Regions from separate parts of the Homo sapiens genome. Here region 2 is linked to region 1. Evidence: chromatin loops called from intact Hi-C (ENCODE). Cell type or tissue: heart left ventricle. All regions are shown on one strand.

Region 1 (8,000 bases):
TCTGTGCCAAGAACCAGGGACAAAGGCCAACTCTATTTTTCTCACTATATACATGATTTCCCATTTCCTACAGGCACACACAAACACACACACAAATGGGTGCGTGCATAACTGGTTAGATCTGAATAAACTCAATGGATTGTGCCGATGTTCCATTTCTTCGTTTTGATACTGTACTCTGGTTATGTGAGTTGTTCGCATGAGAGGTAGGGAACATGGGACTTCTCTCTACATTCCTTTGTGACCTTCTGTGACCCTACAATTATTTCAAAATTAACAACTTAGAATACAAATAACCAGAGTCCACCTCCCGCCCTGCTACCAGCCTGGTCCACACCACTCTCTTTTCTTGCCTGGATTATTGCAACAGCCGCTTTTTTTTTTTTTTTTTTTTTTTTTTTTTTTTTTTTTTTGAGATGGAGTCTTGGAACAGTTTCTTAATGGGTCTGCTTTTACATACAATCTATTCTCAATAAAGCAGCTTCGTAAGACAGATCCTACCATTTGTAGAAATAAACAAAAACCATTCAGAGCTTGCTGTAGCAAGGTTGTCAGCCAGCATCACTTGCATTTTTGTAGGGACTCAAAATCAGGCTGAGCCTTATTGTCGGTGGGCCGGGGGTAGGGGTGCGGGAAAGGAGGTGGGGGAAGGCTTGGGGTGTGCCCTGATTGGAGGCTATTGGCCTGGAGAAGCTGGGTGGGATAATTTGGAGGGGATTCTGAGATTGGCTGGGGAGGGGTGGGTGCATATTTGGCTTTCTCTTGCTGGCCCTAAGTTGGAAGCTGGGACAAAAATTAGGGAAGCTGCCAGTTTTTAATCAAGTCCTGGCCTTTCGGGGCTGATTGTTAGAGAAGTTATTGTTTTGCTTCCTGGATGGCTACTGGAGATAGTGATCTGGCTTCCTTCATGTCTGACTTATAGCAGACTGGCATCCTGGGCTGTGGATTCCAGATGAGGGGGTTGGTTTCCTGGGCAGCTTGCTGCAGGTTAGGCTCAGAGTTCTAGTTTCCACAGGGTCTGGCCATGGTGCACGTGTATGTTCAGTCCCTCATGTTCCTCTGCTTAGAACCCTGCAGGGGCTCCCACTGAACACAGCCCTTCCTGTGGCCTACCAGGCCCTACATGAGCTGGCCCCATTTCCCCTCTGGCCTGGTCTTCTGCCACTCTCCTCCCTCTCTCCATCCCAGCCACAATGGCCTCCTTGCTGTTCTAGAACATGCCAGGCCCTCTCCCAAGGCATTCATGGCCTTCTAACATACTGTATGCCTTTCTTATTTTTCTCTCTCTCTCTGTTTCTCACTCTCTCTCTCTCTATATATATATATGTATATACGTACGTATATACCTATATGTATATACATATACACACACACACACACACACATATATATATGTGTGTGAGACAGAGACTCACTCTGTTGCCCAGGCTTGGAGTGCAGTGGTGTGGTCCTAGCTCACTGCAGCCTCAAACTCCCGGGCTCAAGCTATCCTCCCACCTCAGCCTCCCAAAGAGCTGGGATTACAAGCAGGAGTCAATGCACCCGGCCTCCTTTCTGATTTTTAATGCTTATTGCTTATGTCTAGCTCTCACAACTAGAATGTAAATTCCACAAGGACAGGGTTCTTGGTGGGTTTGTTCCCTACTATATCCTTGGCACCTAGAACATTGCCTTGCCCAGCACATAGTGAGTGCCCAATAAAAAATGTTTGAGTGAATCAATGAGTTTGTGCGTACATGTGTGCAGATACATTTACTAACATCTACTACTTCTAATTAGGTGCTCAGTGTTTACTAGACACTATGCTAAGTGCTTTCATCTAGTATCTAATTTTTATTCTTCATAGCTTTCCTATGGGTAGGTGACATCAGGCCACTTATCTTTCAGGTAAAGTGGTCTCAGAGGACATGCTGAAAGCCCATGAGCTTCTCAGGGACCTAAATAAATGTTTAAAACCTGAGAAAAGTCTTGGCTCCAAAATGTAAAAACTACAGAATCATCCAAATTAATAAATGTTTAATCAAATGTCTACAAAGTGTCATCGATTGTTAATTTATGTCATTAATTCTCTATTGGCCTCTTTAATTATTAAATGCAGTGTTCATAAGAATTTCATTACTTTTGAAAAGAATTTGTAGACTAGATGTTAACTCTTGGAGCACAGTCATGTATCTGTTAACCACAGGAATACCATCAGAAAAATGTGTCATTAGGTGATTTCAATGTTGTACAAACATCAGAGAGTGTCCTTACACACTCTGTGATGTGTAGCCTGCTACACACTTAGGCTATAAGAGATAGACTATTGCTCCTAGGCTACAAACCTGTACAGCACGTGACTGTACCGAATACTGTAGGCAATTATAATACAATAATAAGTATTTGTGTATCTAAACATAGCTAAACATAGAAAAGGCACAGTAAAAATATCATATAAAATATTTAAAATGTACACCTGTTTAGGGTACTTACCATGAATGGAGCTTGCAGGACTGGAAGTTGCTCTGGGTGAGTCCGTGAGTGAGTGGTGAATGAATGTGGAGGCCTAGGACAATACTGTACACTACTGTAGACTTTAAAGACACTGTCACCTAGGCTACTACACTAAGTTTATTAAAAATATTATTCTTTGGCAGGGCGCGGTGGCTCACGCCTGTAATCCCTGCACTTTGGGAGGCCGAGGTGGGTGAATCACCTGAGGTCAGGGGCTCGAGACCTGCCTGGTCAACATGGTGAAACCCCATCTCTACTAAAAATACAAAAAATTAGCCAGGCATGGTGGTGGGCACCTGTAATCCCAGCTACCAGGGAGACTGAGGCAAGAGAATCACTTGAACCTGAGAGGCGGAGGTTGTAGTGAGCCGAGATTGTGCCATTGCACTCCAGTCTAGGCAACAAGAGCAAAACTCTGTCTCAAAAAAAAAGTTTTTCTTCAGTAATAAATTAGCCTTAGCTTTCTACAACTTTATGAACTTTAAAATTTTTTTTAAACTTTTTGACTTTTTATAATAACACTTAGCTTAAAACACAAACACATTATGCAGCTATACAAAAATATTTTCTTTTTTTGTATCCTTATTCTATAAACTTTTTATTTTTCAATTATTTTATTTTTACTTTTAAAACCTTTTTGTTAAAAACTAAGACACAAATACACACATTAGCCTAAACCTACATAGGGTCAGGACCATCAATATCACTGTCTTGCACCTCTACACCTTGTCCCACTGGAAGTTCTTCATAGGCAACAACACGCATGGAGCTGTCACCTGCTATTGCAACAATGCTTTTTTTCTTTTTTTTTTTTTGAGACAGAGTCTTACTCTGTCGCCCAGGCTGGAGTGCAGTGGCACGATCTCAGCTCACTGCAGCCTCCACCTCCAAGGTTCAAGGGATCCTCAAGCCTCAGCCTCCCAAGTAGCCGGGAGTACAGGCACGCGCTACCATGCCCAGCGACGGGGTTTCGCCGTATTGGCCAAGCTGGTCTCGAACTCCTGACCTCAGGTGATCCACCTGCCTCGGCCTCCCAAAGTGCTGGGATTACAGGCGTGAGCCACCACGCCCAGCGGACAATGCTTTCTTCTGCAATCTCTCCTAAAGGACCTGCCTGAGGCACTTCTTGAAGAAGTGTCCGTCTTTTCAGAAGTATGTCCATGGTGGTTTGCCAAGTTTGTTTCTTTCTTCCGTCATAGATTTGCATGAGTAATGCTTTGTGTCAGCTAAAATGTTACATCGGCTATGACGTCACTAGGTGATAGGAATTTGTCAGCTCCATTATAATCCTATGGGACCGCCATCGGATACGCAGCCCATCACTGACCTGAGACGTCGTTATTTAGGGTGTGACTGTACTTTAAGAATGCAAATGAATACCCAGGGAGGGCTGAGAACGCGTAGGTAATTACACCATAAATGAATTACTCTTAGCCAAGTAATTTCCAAGGCAAACATACAAAAATCACCTCGTGTTACCTGACAGTGCTATGTTATATTTAACGTAAGAAATCTGTGTATTTTAATATTTAATAAGGTGTGGGAAGGAACTTCCAAAGGTAATAGCATCTGGTCCTAGCAAGGTCTTAAAACGCCGTTTGATTTCAGAATGCCTCATTTTGTAGATTTAATCCAGAATCTGCAGTTTCTGGCGACGCAGTAGTCCGTCTCCCCCAGTTTCTCCTGGCCAAAGCCTCCCACCTTCCTCTCTACCCCCACAACCCTGTCAAGCGCACCTGGACCAGGTACAACAGGGGTGTGTGTGTGAGTGTGAGTGTGTGTGTGAATGCATTTGGGAAAGGCTAGGCAGGGTGAATATTCCCTAGACCCCGCTCTTCACCGTCACTCTACTACAGCAGCTCACTGCCCTGCCCCGCCCCTCCCCGGCCCTGGAAAGCAGCCTCTGGAAAGAGGAAACCAGCTATCTCCCGTGTTGCCACAAGATGGCACCACAAGCTCGGGACTGGCTTTCTTTGCGTTCCCGTCAGAAAAAAACGAGAGCTCTGACCTAGGAGCCGAGGCTCCCAGGGAGACCTCTGGACGCCACTCCCCGGGCTGCTTCTCCTCCTCGGGGTGACTCGGGCCCTCTGGAGTGACCTGCATAGCTTTGTGGTTCGGGCTCCCATGGGGCCCAGAAGCCAGCATGGAGACTTAGGGCTTCTCTTGGGCCACTTTTCTCCTCATACCCAGCATGCAGACCAAGGTTGGGGATGAATTCTGAACGTGGGGCAGAGTCCCTGTCCCCAGAGCAACTCTGAGAGCACCTTGCCCTTCTTCCCAGGGCACAGGCACCAGCCTTCCTCCCCAGCTCAGTCCCTGCTTCTTTCTAAGACAGGTTCTTGCTCTGTCGCCCAGGCTGGAGTGCAGTGGTGCAATTATGGCTCACTGCAGCCTCGACCTCCTCCTGGTGAGAGGTGACAGCGCGCCTGCAGCCCTCGCTCTCGGCGCCTCCTCGGCCTTGGTGCCCACTCTGGCCGCGCTTGAGGAGCCCTTCAGCCCACTGCTGCACTGTGGGAGCCCCTTTCTGGGCTGGCCAAGGCTGGAGCCGGCTCCCTTAGCTTGCGGGGAGGTGTGGAGGGAGAGCCGCGGGCGGGAACCGGGGCTGCGCGCGGCACTTGCTGGCCAGCGCGAGTTCCGGGTGGGCGTGGGCTCCGCGGGCCCCGCACTCGGTGCGGCCGGCCGGCCGGCCCGCAAGCCCCGGGCAGTGAGGGTCTTAGCACCTGGGCCAGCAGCTGCTGTGCTCGATTTCTCGCCAGGCCTTAGCTGCCTTCCCGCGGGGCAGGGCTCAAGACCTGCAGCCCGCCATGCCTGAGCCTCCCCCCAGCTCCGTGGGCTCCTGTGCGGCCCAAGCCTCCGCGATGAGCGCCGCCCCCTGCTCCATGGAGCCCAATCCCATCGACCACCCAAGAACTGAGGAGTGCAGGCACACGGCGCGGGACTGGCAGGCAGTTCCACCTGCAGCCCCCGTGTGGGATCCACTGGGTGAAGCCAGCTGGGCTCCTGAGTCTGTTGGGGACTTGGAGAACCTTTATGTCTAGCTAAGGGATTGTAAATACACCAATCGGCAGTCTGTATCTAGCTCAAGGTTTGTAAACACACCAATCAGCACCCTGTGTCTAGCTCAGGGTTTGTGAATGCACCAATTGACACTCTGTATCTACCTACTCTGCTGGGGACTTGGAGAACTTTTGTGTCTACACTCTGTATCTAACTAATCTAGTGGGGACATGGAGAACTTTCGTGCCTAGCTCAGGGATTGTAAACGCACCAATCAGCACCCTGTCAAAATGGACCAATCAGCTCTCTGTAAAATGGGCCAATCGGCTCTCTGTAAAATGGACCAATCAGCAGGATGTGGGTGGGGCCAGATAAGAGAATAAAAGCAGGCTTGCCCAAGCTGGCAGTGACAACTCGCTGAGGCCCAGTTTACGTTGGCGAAGCTTTGTTCTTTCACTCTTTGCGATAAATCTTGTTGTTGTTCACCGTTTGGGTCCGCGCTGCCTTTATGAGCCGTAACACTCAACCGCGAAAGTCTGTAGCTTCACTCCTGAAGCTAGCGAGACCACGAACCCACCGGGAAGAAGAAAAAACTCCAGACGCACCGCCTTCAGAGCTGTAACACTCACTGGGAAGGTCTGTGGTTTCAGTCCTGAGCCCGTGAGACCACAGACCGACCAGTGGGAAGAAATTCCGCACACATCTGAACATCAAAAGTAACAGACTCTGGATAGGCCGCGTTTAAAAACTATAACACTTACCACGAGCATCCGTGGCTTCATTCTTGAAGTTAGTGAGACCGAGAACCCATTAATTCCCGAAACACACTGGGCGCAAATCTTCCCTTCTCAGTTTTCCAAGTAGCTGGGACTACAGGCGCCAACCACCATGCCTGGCTAATTTTTTTTGTATTTTTAGTAGAGATGGGGTTTCACTGTGTTAACCAAGATGGTCTCAATCTGACCTCGTGATTCACCCGCCTCGGATTCCCAAAGTGCTGGGCTTACAGGTGTGAGCCCGCACACCTGGCCACCAGTTATTTTTCAATTGTTCTGTTTCCCTGTTCTTGCCTTACTAAGAAAGTAATTTTGAAATGACCGATCCGTTCTTTGTTTTTTGTTTCTGGTTTCTTCAGCTTATTCTGTCTGTAAAACCTGCGTCCTCTGCTCCGCTCCATGAAGACGCTCATTCTGTTTTATAGAAGTTAGTAAGTGTGATATATCTATTCTTTGTTTTTGTCTATAGTTCCTGGCTGACAGCCCATATAATCATTGTAATTTCCTAGGAGACTAGAGTGTGATAAGAGTATCTTTCCTTAAAATATTTGGCCTTTCATCCTTTGTTCTTGAAACAGCTCTGGAGCAGCTCCAGAGTAAGCATAAAGGTGAAAGATGGGCCGGGCGGAGTGGCTCACGTTTGTAATCCCGGCACTTTGGGAGGCCAAGGTGGCAGATAACGAGGTCAGGAGTTCGAGACCAGCCTGACCAACATGGTGAAACCCTGTCTCTACTAAAAATACAAAAATTAGGTGGGCATGGTGGTGCATACCTGTAATCCCAGCTGCTCAGGAGGCTGAGGAGGAGAATTGCATGAACTCGGGAGGCAGAGGTTGCAGTGAGCTGAGATCGCCACTGCACTCCAGCCTGGGCAACAGAGCGAAACTCCATCTCAAAAAAAAAAAAAAAAAAGTGAAAGTCGGGCTTGTTGTTTGGAGCCACAACTGAGCTTAACGTTTATAACCACAGGATGGATGGCTGCTTGCCAGGGGATCCAACCGTCTGCTCAGAGCCCCACCCTCCACATTCGGGGAGGAGAGAGGAACCGAAGGTTGATCACCAATGGCCAGTGATGTAATTGATCATGCCTACATAATGAAATCGCCATAAAAACCCGTAACGACTGAGTTCAGGGGTTTCCCAGGAAGGTGGTCTTGTATGGAAGATTTTGTATTCGGGGATGGAAGCTTTTGTATTTGAGGCCCTTCCAGAGTGTGCCCCGTTTATGTCTTCATCTGGCTTTTCATTTGTATCCTTTAAAATATGCTTTATGATAAACTGCTAAACGTAAGCAAATGCTTCCCTGCATTCTGTGAGGTGCTCTAGCAAATTAATCAAACCCAAGAAGAGGGTCATGAGAATCCTGATTTATAGCCAGTTGGCCAGAAGTACAGGTAATACAACCTGGGGCTTGTAATTGGCACTGGAAGTGGGGGACGGTCTTGTGGGACTGGGATCTGACGCTATCTCCAGGTAGATAGTGTTGGAATTGAATTAAGAACACCCAGCTGGTGGCCACTGCAGAACTGGCTCCTTGCTTGATATGGGGGGGTGGGGGAACCCCACACATGTGGTATCAGAAGTGTGTTTCTGGAGTATAGTAGGAGAAATTGAGTTTGTTTTCTGCTCATACACAGAGAAACAAAATCACTAAAGAGCAACAAATTGTATTCTGTTCAGATAATATAGTGGAAGAAATATTCCACTTATAGTAGTACCAAAAAGGATAAAGTA
Region 2 (8,000 bases), 65 kb after region 1:
GGGGAAGGAGGCAAGGTTGGCTCGGAGCTCCCCGGAGCAGCCCAGGCCCAGCACCTCCAAGGCAGTCTCACCACCCCACCTGGATGGACCGCCTAGCCCCAGGAGCCCCGTCATAGGAAGTGAGGTCTTCCTGCCCAACAGCAACCACGTGGCCAGTGGCGCCGGGGAGGCAGGTAGGGAGGTGGGTAGGGCAGTGGCCTGGGTGCTGCCCGCCAGGGTCTGGGCGGTGCCCCTCTTCTGTATTTTGGCCCCATCCAGAAAGCCCAAAGCCAACAGGAGTCCCTTATTCCCACTGAATAAGATAGGGAAAGTTCACAGTGTGCGTGGGGGTGAGAGTGGACACAGTTTACCATGTGTTTTGCCATGATTGAGGTGTGGGGAGCCTGACAGGCTAAAATGCACAGTTCTATGAGTCCTTTCTCCCAAACACTACTGTGCCTTTGCACAGGGCAGGTCTCCACAAGAAGTTTGTTGGCTGATGCCTAGCATACTCCCAGAGAGGGCTTGGGCATACCATAACAGGAAACTGGACTCCCCATGACCTTAACTCTGCTCTCTCAGTCTACACCCATCATTTCCCCAAGTGTTTCTGCAAAGGCCACCTACCTAAGTATCTCATTTGTCAGAGTTATCTTCTATGAACACTGCCAGGCAGGTAGTCAGTTGGGCAGGAGTTGAGGTCAACCCAGAGGAATCTGGAACAAGAGAGTTCTAAGGATCTGCTTCACCCAGAGTACAGCTTTGTTCCTCATTCTGACTGAGCCCTAGCCTTGGTCACACACTGAGCACTGACTGATATTCCTTACCCACAAATGCTATTGGTAATCGATGGGTTTTGATTAACTAAATGAAGCGTCTTTTAACTCTAGACATCCCAGCTCATGGAGCTGAGAATGGGGACAGTGTGCTTCTTTAGGATTGCAGAAGGTTCCAGACCAGGTAGCAGTTGTCAGGCCTCCTGTACAGGGGGCAAATTCTGAATTCTGGGCAGATAACTTAATTGAATATTCATAGATAAGGCACAGCAAGAAATTATGGAAACCCATTTGTGAATTACTCAAATCCAAATGCAAAGCAGAGTCACATTGGCACACACAGTGGCTGTTCCCGTCCCCCTGCAGGGCATCCGTTTCCCCCAGCCGACTGGCCTGCAAGGATTCCCATAGGTGCACACCCACACCCCTCCCAGCATGCATCCTAGGCAGTTCATAATGCATCTCCCCTTCCCCGTTTCAGAGGAACGCGTTGTGGTGATCAGCAGCTCGGAAGACTCAGATGCCGAAAACTCGGTGAGTGGCCCAGAAGTTCAGCCCAGGACTCCTGCCTCCCCCCATTTCAGGTCCCAGGGGGCACAGCCACAGCAGGTGACTCTCAGACTTGCCTTGCGCCTGGGGAATTTTCCAGTGAGGCATTGAGTCCCAAGCTGTGCTGAGGACAGTCTCCAAATGACAGCTGCATGCCTGGACCACCCCAGCCCTCCCACTACACCAGGGCCAGGAGCTCTTCTGAAATGCTGATAGCATGTGTCCAGAGCCCTGTCTCTTTTCTGGAATGTCCAAGACCTTTGTCTGGAGCTTCCTTATGCATTTTCTGTCCTCTAAGTCCTCAGTGAGGAGGGCTGGACAAGAATCCATTCCTTGGTTTATTACAGCCAGTGGGGGCCAGTGAAGGGGTGTCAGGCCACAGGGCAGCTATATAGGGGCCAAACAAGTGAGGTTTGACTCCATCCATGTAGAAAGATATATAAATCCATTCCACAGTGAAACAGGTGGCCTCGTGGGTAGTGACCCTTCTGTCCCTAGAGGTTTATTACTAGAGGCTGGACTATCACCTGTCCAGGGGAAAAGGGGATCTGAATAGAGTGAAAGGTTGGACTGGGTGGCCCCTGAGGTCTCTTCCAGCCCTCAGTCTGAGGTTCTGTATTGGAAAGTGCATGGAGCCCATGGAGACCGCCGAGCCACAGTCCTCGCCAGCCCACTCCTCGCCAGCCCACTCCTCGCCAGCCCACTCCTCGCCAGTCCAGTCTCTGCTGAGAGCACAAGGAGCCTCCAGCCTGCCCTGTGGCACATACCACCCCCCAGCTTGGCCTCCCCACCAGCCCGCTGAGCAGGCTGCCACCCCCGATGCTGAGCCTCACAGCGAGCCTCCTGATCACCAGGAGCGCCCTGCCGTCCACCGTGGGATCCGCTACCTGTTGTACAGAGCACAGAGAGCCATCCGCCTTCGCCATGCCCTCCGCTTGCACCCTCAATTGCATCGGGCCCCTATTCGGACTTGGTCTCCCCATGTGGTCCAAGCCAGCACTCCTGCCATCACAGGGCCCCTCAACCATCCTGCCAATGCCCAGGAACATCCTGCCCAGCTGCAAAGGGGCATCAGCCCACCCCACCGGATACGAGGGGCTGTGCGATCCCGCAGCCGCTCCCTCCGGGGCTCCTCCCATTTATCCCAGTGGCTCAACAACTTTTTTGCCCTCCCCTTCTCCTCCATGGCTTCCCAGCTTGACATGTCTTCCGTGGTGGGGGCAGGGGAAAGCAGAGCCCAGACTCTTGGAGCAGGTGTTCCCCCTGGGGACTCTGTCAGAGGCTCCATGGAGGCCTCTCAAGTCCAAGTGCCTCTGGAAGCCTCTCCAATTACATTCCCACCACCCTGTGCCCCAGAAAGGCCCCCCATCAGCCCAGTCCCAGGCGCCCGTCAAGCAGGCCTCTGAGAGTGCTACCCTTCTCTTGTAACCTTGCAGCCAACACCCCTGCCCGGCCCCTGAGCTGCCTCCTCCAGCCCATGCTCTTACAGGCCCTGCACAGAGTAGCACTCATTAATTCTTGGTTAAGGAATGAATCAACGAATGAATGGCTATGCATGGACCTCTGGGCAGGGAGACCTGGGTCTTCTCTGGCTGAGAGGGGAAGGCTAAGGCATGGCTGAGATTCAAGCCACCATTCCAGGCCTCTTTGCCCAAGAAAGAAACTTCTGTCACCCTTGCACTCTCCTGTATTCTGAGTCCCTGGCCAATAGCACAGCCTTCCATGCCCCGACCCCCACCCCAAGCCTCTCCACTAGGCCTCTGCCAGGATCTAAGCCCATGAGCACAGGGACTGGCTATCCCAAGACCTGGCAGATGTGGCTGCTCAATAAACACTTGTTGAACCATCACCCTTGCGAACCCTTATTCCACGACCATCGCGTTCTCCGATGGATCCAGCTCCTCCCTGCAGGCTGTTCTCTCTTCCCTATGCTGGAACTCAGTTCTCCTCTGGGGATACCATGTCCCCTCTTCCTCCCACACTCATGGGCATCAGAGGTGGGAGGTAGGGTCAAGGCCCCCTGCTTCCTGGACTGTTCCAGCCCCTTCCTGGCCGTCTGGTAAGATCCTCTGTCCCTCTCAGGGTGGGCCCCATGCTCCCCAGCTCATCCCAGACACCCACCTGCCCACCCTCATTGAGGGCAGACGTGAGCATTCACCTCCCAGATTTCTTCTCCCTGCTCAGGTCCTGCCTTCCTCCTGAGTGACTTCTATTTCCACCCACCTGCCCGCCACTCCTTAACCTCTCAGGGGTTGTCACCCCATTCCCCCAGACAGCTGCCTGCCCCGTGGCCGTGCCCTGCACCTTGCCATCACCGAGCACTGTCGGTCCCTCAGCCGGTCCTCTCAGACTCTGACCGCAGCCTCCTGTTCCTTGAGCTCTCAGTCCTACCTTCGCCTCCCTCCAGCCCCGCGCACTCCCCATTTCATCCCATCTTTCATCAGAATTGCAGCTCCCTGCCCAGCAGAAAATCCTGGAAGGACTCAGGAGCTTGTCGCCTCTGTGCTGCCACCTGGAGACCGAGATCTGCAGGAGAAAGGCCTGGGAAAACTATGAGTGGTTGCCTGTGACTGCTAAGGGCTCCTTGGTGCTCCGCCCAGCATGTCCTTTTGCTCTGCAGGGCAGCCCCCGCCTGCCTTTCTTCACTGGGCCCTTGTCCCAGCCTCACCCTCAGCTGATGGCGGCACCTTCTGCTCCAGGGAGAAAACAGGAGCTCTCCAATGGCATAGGGACAGTTGACATCTTGCTATTTACAGATCCCCATCGCACCCCTTCCCTGCCCTCGTTAGGGTGGAAGGGATGTCCACCTGCCTCCAGGACTCACCCTGTGTCCTGGCCCCAGCCCTTGACCCCCTGGGAGCCTCACTCCTCCTCCTCATCTCTCTTGCATCTTCTAATGTATCCACTGCCTTCTGAACTAAACACCCTGAATGAGGTCTTTCTCATCTCAGAAAACTCCACCCACTTCTCTCTCCAGCTGTCGGCTCCCCTTCCTCTGCTCTCCTTGTTTACACTTCAGCCCCCTCCTTGCCCCTTCTTCACCCCACCTCCTGCGCTTCCCCGCCAGTACCAGGGTGGCCTCTGTGCCTCTAGGTGCAGTGTCGCGTTTAGTCGTTATTATTCTTGACCGGCGCTGGGCCCGGTCTTTCCTGGAAAGATCGCCTGCTCGGATGCAGCTCTGGGCACTCCTCCCTCTCCTCTGCAGGCTCTGTTTTTTCTTGGTTGTGGTGCTCCTGCAGGTTTGCTGCTGGGCCCTTTCCTCTTTTCAGTCTGTGTATTCTCCCAGGTGCTCTCAGCCACGCCCCTGACTTCAGTTACTGCCCAGGGGTAGCTGATACCCAACACTCGCACCTGCCTGCCAGACCAGCATGGCCAGTGACCTTCCAACAGCTCCGCATGGATGCCCATAGGTACCTCAAACTCAGCACCTTCTCCTCCCGTCTCACTGGCTCGCCCCACTCTCTGCCCGGTTGCACAAGCCAAGACCCCATAGCCACCCAGGGCACCCCCCTTTTGATTATTCCTCACATCCAACCAGTTATTGAGTCTTGTCTTTCTAGGGTGTAAATTCCTCTGAAATCTGGGCACTTCTTTCCATCCCATAATCTTGGTAAAATTAAAGCTACCACTGACCCTGGGTAGAGGCAGAAGCCTGGGAAGGAAAGGTGGAGAACAGGTTTGGAGTGCCAACAGTGTCCCCAGATGTCATGGAGAATCAAGTAGAGGGACCCCAGCAATATTGGGGGTGGGGCGGGGAGTATGTAATGCTCAGCTATCAGCAAGGAGTCATTAGGGGCTATACAGTGAATTAAGGGAGGGGGTAAAAGCACATTTCAGGTGATGATGAATTAAATACCTAGGAGCTCACATTAGAGAGCAGGCCTAGAGACGTGGGGAGAGAGCCAGAGGACCGCTGCTTTTGTGTATGTAGCTTTAAGACACAGGTTTTAAAAATTGTTATAGGAGTCCCAAACTTTAGAAAATATATATTTTAAAACCCCAACAAATTAGGTCCCCCCTATGCATTTCTCACCCAACTTCTGGGCCCTTTCCAGACCCCTGGTGCCCCCAGAGTACACCCAGCACCACCACTGCAAATTCCTACTCCCCAGCTTGGAGGGGGTGGGGTGATATTCCCAAGGTGATCCCGGCTCCCACCTAACCCATCCTCCCCAGCTCTGCAGCTTATATCCAGCTTTGCAGTGAGGAAAGTTGCAGAATACTGGTCTGCTACATTACTACTTTCCAAGTGTATCAGGGCATTTAGGAACCCCTCCCTTGAGCTTCACCTGTGTCCTAGGGATTCAGTGAGAGACTGTTTGTGCAAGAAGGAGCGAGAGGCAGCAGGGCATAGTCATGGGGTGGAGCAGTGAGTCCCCCAGGCCTGGTTGTGGAGTACCTGGGGTGAGGACTTTGCTTAAAAACTGCCAGAGTGGGTCAGCAGTGCGCCTGCCCTGGGGCCCCTGCTTTAGGATCCAAAGTGGAAAAGATAGGTGTTTTCACCCACTCTTGTGACAGATTACTGGCTCCGGTGCCTTGGTGGCAGCAGCAACAGGAGGGGGCCAAGGTGAGGGGGCAGCCTGTGGCAGAAGTGGCAGTGGTGACGGCGGAGGAAGGGAGGCCTGTGGGGAATGGCTGATCCAGGGGAGGGGCCGTGGCACTGGTGAGTGTGCATCTGAGAAAATGAAACGGAGGTGCTGGCCAAGAGGCTGGAGCTAGGCAGAAGGGCAGCAGAGGCCACAGGCTGGCCGAGTTTATGGTCCAGTTCACTCATAACATGTGCAGTATTCCTGGGGTCTTTGAGGCTTTGCAAGAGCTGGGGTTTTGTGTCTGCAGAAAGATAGCAATGCATGTGTCTTGCCAAACTGATCCCAGCTGTAGCTGATGCTTAAGTGCTCAGAAAGTTCTTCAGGAGCTTGAGGGCTCTTGATAAGCATGAATGTCAGATGTTCTGTATCTTCCAGAGGCTGGATGCTGACTATCAGAGTTTGGCTTGTGTTTGGCTGATGAGCAAACCTGGAATGAATCAGTGATAAGGACAATTGTTCTCAAGCTGGCTGTACACTGGGGAGTTTTCCCAACTACAGATTCCTAGGTCCTACGCCCTGAGATTCTAATCGAATCAGTCTTGGGTGCAGCCTGGGCCTCAGTTTTTTCTTAAAGCTATGAATGCCTAACCAAAGTCAAGAACCACTGAATCGGGGGATTCATTGCATGTCTGTGGTAGAGGAATGCTGCTCATTTGTTTATAGATGTGGCAGTCTTGAATGCAGGTGACATTTTCATACCAGGGTGTAATACCGCAGAGGAGGGGAGAGGCTGGATCTTCCCTGATGTACCTCCTGGACTTTTGGAGTGTGATTACAATGCCAATCCAGCCACTTCCTCTGAGCATGCTTGGGACGACTGTTAGACCTGCTGTGTTGAGTTAGAATGCACTTGACCTGCTCAGGCCGTGAAATCTATGAGGAAGGGGAGTGAGATGGATGTAGCTCATGAGCCAGATTGCAGGTGTATCCAAGTTGCATGTATATCCTGAAAAAATCCTGGCTCTCACGAGGCTCAGCCTGAACACAGTTTTGCATTCAAAGAAACAATGTCCATTAACCAAGTATAATAAAGAAATAAATCCCAGTATTTACTTGCATCTTTTGAAAGAACATTAAAGGGAATCCAGCTCATAACCCCAGCAGCACTTCTTCAGTCCTTCTTCCCCTTTTCTTTGGCGCCTGGCATCTCTCACTGCATAGCAAAGCTTTCCCCCTTGATTCCCGGTCCTCACACGCAGGCTCAAGGCTCTGTTTCCCATCTTCTTTCTTCTGTCCCCCTTCCTTTTCTCTTCCAAGCAAATCTAAGTCTTTTCCAGTGACTGTCCCTCTCTATGCTCCCCCGACACCCAGTTATCCTAATTTGCGGAATAAGGCCAAGGTGTGGGGCCTGGGGGCAGAATGGGAGAGTCTCCCCTAGTGAGCAGGGAGGGGAGTATGTTCTGCACCAGGCCACTATGTCTGATGGCCCTGCTGGCAAACCTGAGTCTTTCAGAAAGTCTTGTTTAAATGCGTCAGCACTCCCCAGCTGTGATGCTGGAGTTTAAGGCGGAGCAGGGGAGAATTCTGGGTTTACAGCTGGCTGGAGTTCCAGTGAGACCAGCTCCATGGGTGGCCATACTTTATGGAAGTCCCCAAGGGCAAGAGGAATTTTGGAGGAAGTGAGTCAGGGCTGAAAGGTCCAGCCTCTCCTCCATTAACAAGCTTGGTGGAAAGGGGGTGTCCTTTTATTAAAGGAGACAGTAGAGGTTTCTTAGAGAAGGCAGCTCGAGTAAGTTTAGGACAAAGGACATTTCCCTGGCCCCGGGACAATGGAAGGCTCTAAAAACGAGGTTCTAGTGGCTGCCATAAATGACCCTGCTGTAACGATGGGAGGGGTGGCCTAAAGAGACAGTACTGTGGCTCTCCAGGGAGCTCTCCTCTTGGAAGAGCAGATCTGAAGGCGGGAAGACTGGTTCTAAGGCCGAGGACATTGCCCCGAGCTTTGTGGAGGCACTCAGGAACACAAAGGGGCATTTCCAGTTGGGTTTGGAGCAGGAAGAAGAACGAAAAAGAGAAAGTCCTGTGTGCCATGTCAGTGGGTGGCAGCATGGACTCAGCCTCAGCTATTGGCACCAAGGATCTGAACCAGGGAGGACCCAGAAGGGGA

The links. Peaks named below come from ENCODE experiments on the same cell type or tissue, not always from the same donor. Only the 100,000 strongest peaks of a DNase experiment are listed, where the experiment ranks them.
Region 2: a loop joins it to region 1, with 10 times the contacts of the local background. A loop is called at or near these places in 82 of 110 quality-filtered maps.

What each region holds. Positions count from the first base shown.
Region 1 is chr15:73,968,678-73,976,677 of GRCh38, forward strand. No RefSeq gene overlaps it. Among named protein-coding and RNA genes, the nearest start is that of STOML1, 20 kb to the right of the region's middle. RefSeq lists an enhancer at 4,527-4,736. In heart left ventricle, a CTCF peak has its summit at 4,434 (motif pointing right); a DNase peak (open chromatin) is centred at 4,434; H3K4me3 peaks cover 452 bases.
Region 2 is chr15:74,033,242-74,041,241 of GRCh38, forward strand. PML (PML nuclear body scaffold) reads left to right here. Exons shown (of 9, transcript NM_033238.3): 6 at 1-173; 7 at 1,237-1,289. Among named protein-coding and RNA genes, the nearest start is that of PML, 43 kb to the left of the region's middle. RefSeq lists enhancers at 3,850-4,731, 7,995-8,000. In heart left ventricle, a CTCF peak has its summit at 3,817 (motif pointing left); DNase peaks (open chromatin) are centred at 3,715, 3,810 and 5,966; H3K27ac peaks cover 2,020 bases.